Linked DNA regions of Homo sapiens: all the other regions are linked to region 2. A link is a contact called in ENCODE Hi-C or POLR2A ChIA-PET data. All regions are on one chromosome and are shown on one strand. The core of a region is the stretch at or near the end of the contact, and the rest is flanking DNA. Distances in the headings are between cores, read along the strand shown.

Evidence for each region. A loop is a pair of places that touch in the nucleus more often than their neighbours do. ChIA-PET counts read pairs that join two places held with the same protein, here RNA polymerase II (POLR2A). Pooled maps may share reads with other maps.
Region 1: a map with no recorded cell type shows a loop between it and region 2 (2.1-fold over the local background). The contact joins two enhancer-like sites. A Hi-C loop is called at or near these places in 10 of 168 maps with a recorded cell type or tissue (B cell, GM12878, HepG2 and 6 more), 6 of 37 single-sample maps with no recorded cell type and 11 of 50 pooled maps. POLR2A ChIA-PET finds 5 or more read pairs at or near these places in 10 of 52 experiments (Caco-2, H1, HepG2 and 5 more).
Region 3: a loop to region 2 is called in a map of K562, with 2.2 times the contacts of the local background. The contact joins two enhancer-like sites. A Hi-C loop is called at or near these places in 29 of 168 maps with a recorded cell type or tissue (A673, B cell, CD8-positive, alpha-beta T cell and 19 more), 14 of 37 single-sample maps with no recorded cell type and 23 of 50 pooled maps. POLR2A ChIA-PET finds 5 or more read pairs at or near these places in 10 of 52 experiments (A549, AG04450, Caco-2 and 7 more).

What each region holds. Positions count from the first base shown.
Region 1 is chr17:79,936,350-79,940,517 of GRCh38, reverse strand. TBC1D16 (TBC1 domain family member 16) reads left to right here. Exons shown (of 12, transcript NM_019020.4): 12 at 1-4,168. Among named protein-coding and RNA genes, the nearest start is that of LINC01979, 12 kb to the right of the region's middle. Within about 2 kb of position 2,902, at least 3 of the 41 ENCODE cell types and tissues checked have a DNase peak (open chromatin) inside an H3K27ac peak, as active enhancers do.
Region 2 is chr17:79,850,731-79,854,778 of GRCh38, reverse strand. No RefSeq gene overlaps it. Among named protein-coding and RNA genes, the nearest start is that of CBX4, 13 kb to the right of the region's middle. RefSeq lists an enhancer at 3,347-4,048. Within about 2 kb of position 1,803, at least 7 of the 41 ENCODE cell types and tissues checked have a DNase peak (open chromatin) inside an H3K27ac peak, as active enhancers do.
Region 3 is chr17:79,976,825-79,980,694 of GRCh38, reverse strand. All of the region lies in intron 3 of TBC1D16 (TBC1 domain family member 16), which reads left to right. LOC124904073 (a long non-coding RNA gene) reads left to right here. Exons shown (of 2, transcript XR_007065930.1): 1 at 1-635; 2 at 1,167-1,693. Among named protein-coding and RNA genes, the nearest start is that of LINC01979, 52 kb to the right of the region's middle. RefSeq lists a silencer at 2,321-2,500. Within about 2 kb of position 2,619, at least 7 of the 41 ENCODE cell types and tissues checked have a DNase peak (open chromatin) inside an H3K27ac peak, as active enhancers do.

The DNA of each region.
Region 1 (4,168 bases), core at 1,653-4,152, 85 kb before region 2:
GACAGCGTCGCCAGGCAATGAGGAAAGCAGAGACAGGAGAGGAAGGCCTCACTCACCCACTGCGTCGAGGGCTGCAGAACACAGCGGGGTCCTGTCCAGGCCCAGGGACATCTTTGCAAGCCAGACACACTTCCTCTTGAGACCTCGTTCTCTCGGAGTGAGCCAAACACACTTCCCAAAACGTCCCCAGCCACAGCTGGGATGCCGATGGAAAGGCATCTGCCATAAAAGAAAAGCAAAAGATAAAAAGCCCAACCGATGTGGGGATAGAGAGGCGGAAGAGCAGTCAGGCTTGAGGAGCTGGCGCTTGTAATGTTTATCCGTTTAAACATTTCGTCCTCCTGGTACACGAAGGGAACTGTCTGCCCAGGAGCCTGAGCCTCAGGCTGTTGGAGAAGCATCTGATGCCTTTTTCTTTGCTGGGGGTCTTCTACGTGAGGTTCCTTGGCGTTGTTTAAGGTCAACTCCACCAAATACAGCAACCAGCTGGGGCTTGAATGGGTCGATGTGTGCGTGTGTCCCTGCGTGCATGCATGCATGCACACGTGCGTGCGTGTTTGTGTTTGCAAGATCCTCTGACAATGATCTGCTTTGTCCCAGGGACGTGGTAGTGTATTAGCTGACCAACCAAGACAAGGACACCTGGAAATAGTTAGACTCTTCCACTTCCCTTCAGGACCTGTGAACTCAGATATGTAAGTCAGCTTCTCAGGTGGTCGGACGTGAGAGCGACCACAGTGAAGGAGCCAGCACTCAGGGCTCTCTGCCTTCTATGTGGGAATGAGGTCTTCCCAACAGACTCTCCCTCTTCCAAAAGATTGTGTATCAGTTGCTCCTTCTGGGATTTAGAGATGGACAGAAAAGGGTGTGCGATCTATGCTGTGAGAACTCCCAGCCAGCTTAGAAGTGTCGAGCCATTTGCACAGAAAGCCACTCCTTGAGCGAGGAGACCAAATCCCTCCTGAAATCCTCCATCGCGTCCTTCTGGGGAGAAAAACCCTTGATGTGCTGAGAACCATCATGGGGACCAGGATAGAAGGCTTCTTCCCACTCAAAGCTTTTCTCCCTGGAGGGTGGGCACTGCTGGGCCATGCCACTTCAAAGCAGTGTTCCTCAGCAGGAAAGCGGAGGTCACCACTTACCGGCCTCCTCCACCTTCTCGGCTTCTCTTTTCTCCATGAACCCAGGTCGTCCAGCAGGTACTTCCAAGTTCCCAGGTCTGTCTGCCTAAGAGCCTTTTGAGGAGACCGTCCTGGAGCCCCATCAGTGCCCAGATCCTGGGGTACCGACCATTGCTGTCTAGCAGTGGGGGATCCTGTGGTGGGAATGGGGTGGGCTTCTCATCCATGTTGCTTCTGGGAAGAGAGGGTTGCCTTTCTGGGCTAGGGAGGTGGCTGGAGCTTCTGCCCTGACCCTCCGCTAGAAACCAGTTATATCCATTGCCACAGCAATACTGTGTAACAAATCCGCCAACACTCGGTGGCCTGCAACAGTCAGCACTGATCTAGGGCAGGAGTCAGCAGTCTGGGCAGGGTGATTCTTCTGGTCTAGGCTGGGCTTGTTTGTTTAGGGCCAGTGGGTTGTTAAGTCCCAGGGGATGCTCATGGTGCAGAGGTCGGACCTGGCCCTGCTCTGTGGTCTCTTGCATCCCTCCTGCAGGCCAGCCATGGCACAGCCAAAGGCACGGAGGGAGAGACAGCAAGTGCCTTTCCAAGCCTTGGTGGACACCACACCTGCAGCTCTCCCCTTGGCCACAGCAAGTCACGTGGCTGGGCTCAGCATTAAGGGGTGGGGGACAGGCCTGCCACTTTATTGTCCGCTCTGCACAGTCGGGTGGCAGTAGGCTGAGAATTTGGAGGGCTAAACAACTGGGACTCTGGAGAGTCTGTGTCCTAATAATGCCTGCTTTGGAGCACTCCTTCCCCACCCGCCTGCTCCAGGGGAATAGCGTCCCTGGTCCTAGCATTTCACTAGATACCTCGTGCCTTTGAACCGCTGTGTTTGGGAGGGAGGAAGAGGATAGACAGGTCCAGGGCTCCCCTCACTTGGGAAGGTCCTAGTAGAAGGCATTCCTTCTGAGTCTCCTGGCCCTACAGCTTCTCACCCCTGCTGCTCCCCAAGACCTGACCCGGACCAATCAGCTGCATCTCTGCACCAAGTGCCACCCCCACCGTGCACTGCTCGCACCTCACGCTCCCCATGGGCTGGCCCGGACCCCAGTGAGGTCTGCACCTCTCGGACCAGCCAGGACCTCGGAAGCCATGAGCTGGGTGTTCAGGGCTTGGCGGAGGAGACGCTGCTCCGCGGGGGATGGAGAAGCCCCGCCCCTCCACAACTCCCTTAATCTGGATGCAATTAGAGGAAACCAGCCAAAAACCCCGCGGCAGCTGTTGCCCCGGGATTATTCCCAGCCAGCGAGAGGCATTAGGGCGATAATTCAGTCATTAGACTTCTAGCCTTCCCACCGCCAGAACGTGCAAATAGGGGATAATCAGCCCTGCACGGCCATCCTCAGCAATGCTGCTTATTTAACCCATTTTTTAAAATGACACTTAATGTTATTGGCTGGCGTACGTGTGTGCGCATACTTAAAAGTTGATGCGTGGTGCAGCTCTGCTGCTAATGTCTGCTGACAGCGTCGCCCGATGTTGCTCAGGGCCTCTGGGAAGAGGGGACACCTTTGATGTGGGCGTGCTGGCACCCAAGAGGCAACGTGGTCAGGCTCGATGCTTGCCAGCCCTGGAAGGTCCCGCCAGGGTTGGGGGGTCGGGTGAGCACTCAGAGATCTGGGGAGGAAGCGAGGAGCCTGGTGTCCTCACCAGGTGCAGAGGGGAAATGCGTACTGCTCCAGAAGGTTCTGACTCAAGTCTCGGCCCTGAGGACTCAGAACTCACAAGTCATGGATCAAGTACAGAGGGAGGGAGGGCCCCAGCCCACCCCTGCGGGGGAGGAGGAGGGTCTGAAGGTGGGAGGGCAGCTCCATGAGCAGCCACTGTTCCTGACCAGCCGAAGTGCCAGGCAGGGGGAGGTTTCCATGTCCAGGAGGGAGAGGACCTCCACCCTCTGACCTTTCAGTTTTCCATAGCAGCCCAGTGTGAAGCTCGGCGGGGGTGGGCAGGGCATCAGGACAAGATGAAGATGCTGGCTCTGGAATGAGGACTCCCCTTGGGCTAAGGGGTAGTGGCTGGCAGAGGTTGCCCAGCTCTTTTGGAGGCCACAGGGAATAGAGGTGGGGTGGTGCTTCCGTTCCTGTGAGGCCCGCCCCCCTGAGCCCCCTCGTCTGCTTCTTGTTTGGCAGAAATAGATGTGGGGCACAGCCCCTAGATGATGGGAATCTGCCCAAGCTGTGCCCTCTGGGGAATGAAATCTTGCTCCTCGTGCAGCTTCCCCTTTCCCTTGCGGGGTGGGGGCTGGGGGTGCCAAGGCTCCACCCTTGGAGGGGGTTGCTGGGGGTGCCAAGGCTCCACCCTTTGCTCGCTGGGCAGAGGGAAGGAAGCACCTCCCTGTATGCTCTGCAGGGGCCCCTGCAGGCCACTTTGCCTCAGAGGAAGGAGGAGAGGTCCCCTGGGAAAATGCGCACACACACACACACACACACACACACACACGCACATGCACACACGCACGCATGCACACACACACACACATATGTGCAGGGGTGCAGCCTAAGTCAGTGGAGCCAGGACTGGCTGCGCAGCTGGGCCTGCCCCATTCTTGGAGTCCCCAGGGAATGAGCCTCAGGATCCACTTCGTCCCTTGTTTCTAAGCCAGGCTGCACGGCCGTTCCTGGGTGTGAAAGCATTCTGTCCTGTCTCCAGTCAGAGGGAACCGCCCCCAAACTAGAAAGCTAATTTCCCCCGAAGGTTCATGAAGCCAGAGGCATGCCCTTGGGGGTTGGTCGGGAGAAGGGTGAGAGGCAGTGCTGTGGAAGGGGCCTGGCCCCTGCTGCCTGCGATTCTCCCCGGGTATGTGGCCTTCTGCCTCCTTCAGCCTCAGTTTCCTCACCTGTAACATGAGAATAATGATGCCTGCCTGCCCAGGCCACCTCCTGGGAGTGCATTGGGGACTCTAAGTGTAAAACTGTCATGAGGATGGTTTATGAAGTCCCAGGGACCACACCTGCCACTCAGGGAAGAGACCGCTGACCTCAGCCATCAGCCGTGTGCAT
Region 2 (4,048 bases), core at 554-3,053:
ACAGACACTCAGGCAAACTGCCTTCCTCCTTCTTCAGTCTGCCATCTGACCCCACTCCCCCAGCCCACGCTGCCCACTGCTCCTGCCTTCCTTCTGGTCCTCAAACACACTCAGGAGGTGCCTACCTCAGGGCCTTGGCACCTGCTGTCCCAGCTCCTCCCCAACCTAGAGATGACAAGCCACACACTCCTTCCTCAGTGAGCCTTCCCTGACCACTAAACCTAAAGCGTGCTTTCTGCAAACACACTTAAAAAATAAACTTAAAAAAGGACAATTCTTTCCCAGCAGCAAGAGGAGAGTCAGGGCCAGGGTTAGATCAGCCCCTCCTTGGGTTGAGCAGATATAGATGGTGGCAGCATAGACATGGTCAGTCCCTAAACAGCTGGGAGAATGGAGAGCAGGCAGCAGCATCAGGCAACCCCAAGGATAACGGGGCATGCGTCCAGGGGCATGTGGCCCTCAGCCTTTGGACAATGCCTAGGGGCTTGGAGCTCTGGGCATGCGTGCAGCCCACAGGAAGGAACACCTTGTCCCAGAAGTATGAGCTAAAGATACTGTCCCAAAAGGCCAAGGTCACCATCCTCAGGACTGGGCTGCACCTTTCGTCATGACCCTGTCGAACACGCTGTGGTCCCTGCCCTACTGACACCTGGTTCTTACCACTTGCGCCCTTGGCCTGGTCAGGCCTCCTGTCTCCTAGCCTTCTTTGGGGTTGGCTATCTATGGAGTTGAATTAATTCCCTCAGCCCTGCCTAATTAAACATCTCTCATTTGTTTACAGTAATCTAAATGCCTCCTCTGGGCTGGTGCTTGTATGAGATGCTAGTAAATGTTTAGCATTAACAATTGGCTCTCTGAAAAAAAGAAATGTATGCATGCATGTATATTTATTTATTTATTTATTTATTTATTGTAAATATTACTGATAGGCAGGGCGCGGTGGCTCACACCTGTAATCCCAGCACTTTGGGAGGCCAAGGTGGGAGGATCACTTAAGGTCAGGAGTTTGAGACCAGCCTGGCCAATATGGTGAAACCCTATCTCTACTAAAAATACAAAAAATTAGCCAGGCATGGTGGTGAGTGCCTGTAATCCCACCTAATGGGAGGCTGAGACAGGAGAATCGCTTGAACCCAGGAGGTGGAGGATGCCCTGAACAAAGATCGCACCACTGCACTCCAGCCTGGGCGACAGAGCGAGACTCCGTTCTTAAAATATTTTTTTTTCATAAATAAATAAATATTACAGATATAAAGGATGCATAGCACGCCATTCACAAATAATAAAATAGGCCAGTCACGGTGACTCACGGCTGTAATCCCATCACTTTGGGAGGCCGAGGCGGGCAGATCACCTGAGGTCAGGAGTTCAAGACCAGCCTGACCAACACGGAGAAACCCCGTCTCTGCTAACAATACAAAATTAGCCAGGCATGGTGGCATATGCCGGTATTCCCAGCTACTCAGGAGGCTGAGACGGGAGAATCACTTGAACCTGGCAGGCAGAGGTTGCAGTGAGCTGAGATCACACCGTTGCACTCCAGCCTGGGCAGCAAGAGGGAAACTCCATCTCAAAAAAATAAAATAAAATAAATAAACAAATAATAAAATAGAAGATACTCTTCATTGTAAGCTCCATATACTGATGGATTCACAGAAGGTTTTTGTTGCTTTTTTGCCAAACTCTGGGATCAGTTGCCAGCCCAGGCTTGCCTTTGATAAATGAGTGTGGTTCTGACTTGAATGGCTGTGGGTATTTTCATTTAAGTTAACCAGTAAAACGAAAGTGAAACAACGAAGGAATAGGTCAAACTTCTCGTTCATAATGATGTCAGGAACTTCTTTCATAAATCAGGGAATAGTTTTTTAATACTACTTCCTCCATTCCTGTGCTCTTAGGAACATAATGGGCTGGGTGTGGTGGCTCATGCCTGTAGTCCCACCACTTTGAGAGACCGAGGCCACTGGATCACTTGAGCCCAGGAGTTTGAGACCAGCCTGGACAACACAGCAAAAACCCGTCTGTACTAAAAAATACAAAAATATTAGCCAGGCATGGAAGTGCACGCTTGTAGTCCCAGCTAATTGGGAGGCTGAGGTGGGAGGATTGCTTGAGCCCGAGAGTTGCAGATCACAGTGAGCCAAAATTTTGCCGCTGCCCTCCAGCCTGGGTGACACAGTGAGACCCTGTATAAAAAAAAAAAAGAAAAAAAGAAGAAGAAGAAGAAAAGAAGGAACAAAAGAACATAATGGCTACAAACAGGACACACTTTTTTGTTTGTTTTGTTTTGTTTTTTGAGATGGAGTCTCGCTATTGTCACCCAGGCTGGAGTGCAGTGGTGCAATCTGGGCTCACTGCAACCTCCGCCTCCTGGGTTCAAGCAATTCTCCTGCCTCAGCCTCCTGAGTAGCTGGGATTACAGGCGCCCGCTACCACGCTACCACACCCGGCTAATTTTTGTATTTGTAGTAGAGACGGGGTTTCACCATGTTGACCAGGCTGGTCTCGAACTCCTGACCTCAAGTGATCTGCCCGCCTTGGCCTCCCAAAGTGCTGGGATTGCAGGCGTGAGCCATCGTGCCCAGCCAACAGGACACACTTTTAAGTTTAATCTGCATGATTAACACTTTTTCATCACTTTCTTTTTTTTTTTTCTATCACTTTCTAAAGTATAGACAATCAACAAAAGAAAAAATCAAGTCACGATTTGTCGTGTTTACCAATTTCTGTTGAGTAAAAGCTCCAGCCATAGCTGGCTTCAAGCTACCATTAGGACAGCGCTGAAGGCAGAATTGGGCCGAGATGTGCAGCAGCAGCTGCCCCTGCGTGGCGTTTTCCACCACACACAGGGGACACAAAGAACCCGGGAACATGTGAATCTGAGGAAATCACTAGGAAGGAGTCAGTAGTGAGCATTTATTATTGTTGTTCTTTACATAATTTAATTGTAAATGCCAATCATTTAATTTGTAATCATGGCTGGGTTCAACAACGGGTTCACAAAATGTCTGAGAATGTGGCCAACGGCTCTTGCCAGCCCGTACGGGTGGACCAGCTTCATCTGGCTGTGTGAGCTCACTCGGTCCTCACACAAATCCTATTAATTCAACATTCATCTGACAGGTACGTGCTGGGCACTGTGCCAGATGCCAGGGACACGTCGGACAAGGGTGTGGACACGCCCCGACGCTTGCAGCTCTTATGTTCCAACAGGAGATGCAGGCTGGAAACACCATCAACATCCAGAGGATACTGTCTGTAAGGAGGTGAGGGTGCTATGTAAGCAGGAATAAGGAGATTGGGAGTGTTGGTGGGGACAGGGCTGGGACCGTAGTGATCAGGTGGTCAGGGCCAGCTCATTACAAAGATGACATTTGAGTAAAGACTTGAGTGAAAAAGAACCATGCAGTTATTGGAGAAAGAACATTCCAAGTGGTGGCTACAGTCAGTTCAAAGGCCCTGAGGCAACACCAAGTCAGTGTTTGAGGATTAGTGGAGGAGCCCGTGTGCCCAGAACAGAGTGTATAAGGGAGAGAGGGGTGGAAAAGAAAGCCAGGAGGTCACGGGGACACATGAGGCAGGGCCTTGGATGTCAGAGGACTTCTTAGGGTGTTGAGCCTAGAAAGTCTCCTCTCCCCTTTGCAGATGAATACACTGGTGCTCGGAGTCACGCCGGTGGCCGGCGGGAGAGCGGGGAGAAGCCTGGGTCCGTCTGGCTCTTACCACACCATGCTCCTGCTTCCACATGGCAGAGGGACAGTCAGCAGGTGTGCAGCGCCCCAGCTCCTACTTGTCTCAACAGTCCTAACTGGCCATGGCCAAGAGTTCTGTCAGGTCAGTCCCCGTGGATCTGGACCTCTGCCTGGGTGGCTCACGGGGCAAGCTGGGAGGAACAGAGACTCTACTAGGTATTAGGACCCAAGGCCCATAGAGGCTCCCACACGAAGCTGAAGACAAGGCTGTCTAGGACAAGTAGATGAGTCACATCTAGTCTGACACGCAAGTCACTGGGGTGCACCCCACTTGCAGGGGCATTCCTCCCACATGA
Region 3 (3,870 bases), core at 1,370-3,869, 130 kb before region 2:
CGGGACCAAGCCATGTGGGATGTCACAAAGCCCAGCAGCTCAGAATCTAGAAGGTTCTGGCTTTCTGTTCCCCGTTCCTGCCACCCACTGTGTCTCTTCGCCAGTCCCTACACTGTCTGCACCACAGTGTCCTGGTTAGGGAGAGGAACAGACTGGGCCTGGTGATCTTCAGGGTCCTCCAGGGCCTGCGGGTTCTGTGTCTTTTTCTGGACAAACCCTGGTTACACCACCCCACAACGTAGCGGCCCAGACTCCCACTGCATGTTCCCCTGGGAACCTCTTCTTAGTGTCTTGTTCCTCCGGGAAGGAAGGAAAGCTCCGGCTTGTTAGGCGGAATTTGCTGACCCTACATGGTGGTCAAGAAGCCCGTGCCGTGAAGCCAAGAGAGAAGGGGAATTTGGGCTGCAAGCCTGAAAAAGAGTTCATGAAATTTAATCAGATGCCTAAGGGGAACACCTAAATTTAGTCAAATTATTATCAGTATTCACTCCATTTTTAAATTGCCTAGGGGAACGTCACGGAAAAGTTGGGAAGCCACCAGCCTGGGTGGTGATTATTCTGTTTCTGCAGAGCAGTGGGATGCGCTGGGAGGCTCGGAGGCCCAGATGAACCTCGCGGCCACCCTCCACGGCACGGTGAGCTGCTCCTCCAGGTGCAAGGATGGGCTGCCCAGAGGGTCTGGGGAGGCACCGGTGCCCACAGCCGTGTTGGGCAGGCCTGAGGGCTTCTTGTGTTTGGCCATAATGGATGTGTCTGGGACCTGGACCTTGGCCTCCTGCGCCCCAAGCTCTGGCCCGCAGAGCCCACCACCTGGAAGCCAGAGCCCACCCATAGCAAGGCCTCTGTCTGTGAAGACCCCTCCCCTCCTTGCTACTTGGTTATTCTCTGGCCTCAGTCTCTGCTTGGTTCTCTAGTCAGGGTGAGCTTTTGGTGGATGTGAAGGGAGACCAGGGTCCTTTCCTGCTCCTAGTGAGAACCGTGGGATTTGCGGCCTGACAGGTTACATTCCTTTCCGGGCTGATGTCCCAGCTGTGTTTGCAGGAAACAGTGAAGGTCGACGTGTGCCTTTTTATGGCACCGAATAACCTGGACCTGCGACAGGAACCGTGAGCGTCTTTCTGTCCCCTAAAAGTATTTGGATACTAATTGACTGTTTGGTCCTGCAGAGATGACACAGGGACGTCTTCACGCCCAGATGCATTTGCAGCTATGCGGTCCTCCCGCCTCCCGCTTCAGGCCTCTCCCATCTCCCCTGGGTTTCCACACAGTGTCGCAGCTTCACCTCGAGAGGGCCACGTGATTGGCGGCACTGGGGATGCCTGAGCCCTTGATCCCTCTGCTGGGGTCCAGGGCGTGGGTGTGCATCCCTGGAGCGTGTGTGCTCTGGGCGTGGGTGTGCGTCCCCGGAGCGCGTGTGCTCTGGGCGTGGGTGTGCATCCCCGGAGCGTGTGTGCTCTAGGCGTGGGTGTGCGTCCCCGGAGCGTGTGTGCTCTGGCCTTCCCTGCCCAGCTCCTATGGCTCCTCCTTTCCCTAGGTTGGGCAGAATCTCCCAGGTGTGCTGCTGATGGACAGGCTGAGAGCGTGGAGCCCACGAGGGCGCTTTGGTTTAGAATCATCTCATTGGTTTGCCCACGTTAAGCTCCTATAAAATCTAGGGGAAAAAAAATAAACATTCTTTTTGGGTTCAGAAAAATCTCTTGGCTGTTTTCTTCCCAGTAATGTGTATTTCAAGGACGAAGTCGAGAGGGAATGAAAACAGAACGATTGGCTCTCAAAAGCCTGGTTCAGGAGCAACTGGGAGTGGTCTCTAGACTGCTTGAGCTATTAATTATTTTGCTTTATTTATTAGATGTACCCAGCGTCCCTTTGCCTCCAAGCATATTTGCAAATGCCTTAAGGGAAAAAGAAAAACAAATGATTCCTGCCATCAGAGTCTCCAGCCCTTAATGAATAACACCGTGTAATCACGCTGAATGGAAAAAGCCCAGTACGGCATCACGTGCACGTCCTGAGTCTAAGTCGTCACAGTCGTAAATGCACGGGACCCACGGAAGCTCAGAAACTCGTAACAGCTGTGAGATCTGTTCAGTGGAATTTTTCTTAATTTCCCTGGGAAATCCACAAGGTCACTCCATATGACTAAGAAAAAATTAAAACAGAAACAGCACTCAAAGGCCTGGTACATTCTCTCCTCCTACCTGCCGCGGATTGTTGCCCGCCCGCCACGGCCCCCACCCCGCCCCCACGGCTGGCAAAGGAACAGAAGAAAGGCCGGGCCTGGTTATCTTTTCCTAAACCGTGCTGGTAATCAACCTGAAGGATGTGCCTGCCCGCTTCCTCCCAGTGATTTACACCTTCCCTAATTAGCCGTGATGTTGCAGATCGGCAGAGTTAATCGCCGGAGCGGAGACCCTGCCTTCCCAGTTCCCAGCAGCTCTGGCTCTGGGAGTGTGCCGCCCATGCCGCGAGGAGCTGCGATTCATCCCCGCCCCGCTTGGCCCTGTATTTTCCGGCCTTGCTGCTCCCAGTCCCTCTGGCTGGAAAAGCCAGGCTGTCTCGGTGCATGCGGGATGTCGGCGCTCCCGAGCTCGACCGTGACCATGGGGCAGGTTCTAGGCCTGGGATGGCAGAATCCGGCCGGCTGTGCGCCCATCACTTAACATTGCCACTTATGTCAGAAATGGCAGCTTGAGCCTAATAGAGCCAGCTTCCCGTGGGCCCCCCTCAGCATCCAGGCCTCTGAAAAGCTTAGGGGTCCCACCCCGGCAGCAGAAGGCACCGCAGTCGCCGAGGCTTTATTGCTCTGCCTCTTCGAACTGGCAGCCGCATCAATCGCCCTCCCGTGCACAGCCGGCTGGGCTCTGCGAGCAGACTCCAGAGCTGGGTCTGGCTGCCTCTGTGGTCAGCGGGAAGCTGGCAGAGTCCAGCCTCTCGGCTGGATGAGTCCAGTACCGCCGTGTGCACATGTGTGTGTGATGCTAATTATGCCAGACGTGCTTCAGTTTTGCTGGGAACAGTTAGCTTACTGTGCATTTTAGAAACTGCCAGGATTTTAGAGCCTAATGGGGTTCCTAGAGATCGTAGCGTCCAGCCAACTCATCGCCGTCTCACAGGTGGGGGAAGGAAGGTGCGGAGAGCTCTCTCTCCTCCGTCACCCCCATCCTGCTGCGTGCCAGGCCCTGTGGGGCAAGGGTTGCAGAGATGGCTGAGACATCACCCTTGCCTGGGGGACCAAGACACACCAGTGGGTTGCAGATGCTGGGAAGGGGCCAGGTGGAGGGATGAGGCGTCAGGGAAGGTGGTCTCTGCCTCGTTGGAGTCAGAGACCCGGAGGTGGAGGCTGCTGCTCCACACGGACCCCTTCCCATCCCATCCCCTCCTCAGCCTTGTAATCTGTGTGACCTGCACGTCCCTGTGCACCGGGCCGTCTCTGGGATGGGGCGGGGCTCCATGCATCTTCCCTTCTCTTCGCTTACTGAGGGTGGTGGAGGCAGTGGGGCTTCAGGAAAGCTTTGGACGTTGGGCTGGGGTTCGCCTCGTTGGGGAAGGCGTGAAATGACCCAGGCAAAGTAGGATATTCTGGTGGACGGATCACTGAAAAGGATGAATTCATGGGCAACAGAGATGCTTGGGTTGAATGCTGGATTTTATTCCTCCCTTCCTCCTGCCAGAGGCTCCTGACACTTTTGTTTTAAGTCACCAGAGCAGCTCAGCAGGCAGGTAGAAACTGCCCCATCCCGTGTTCCCTGTAGCCTTCTGCAGGGCAGGCCTCACCTGGGCTGCGTGAAGCAGGAGAGGATGGGATGAGAGGGGCTGGGATGGAGCAGCAGCCTCCACCTCTGGGGACCGATTCCATAGAGAGGAGTCCTT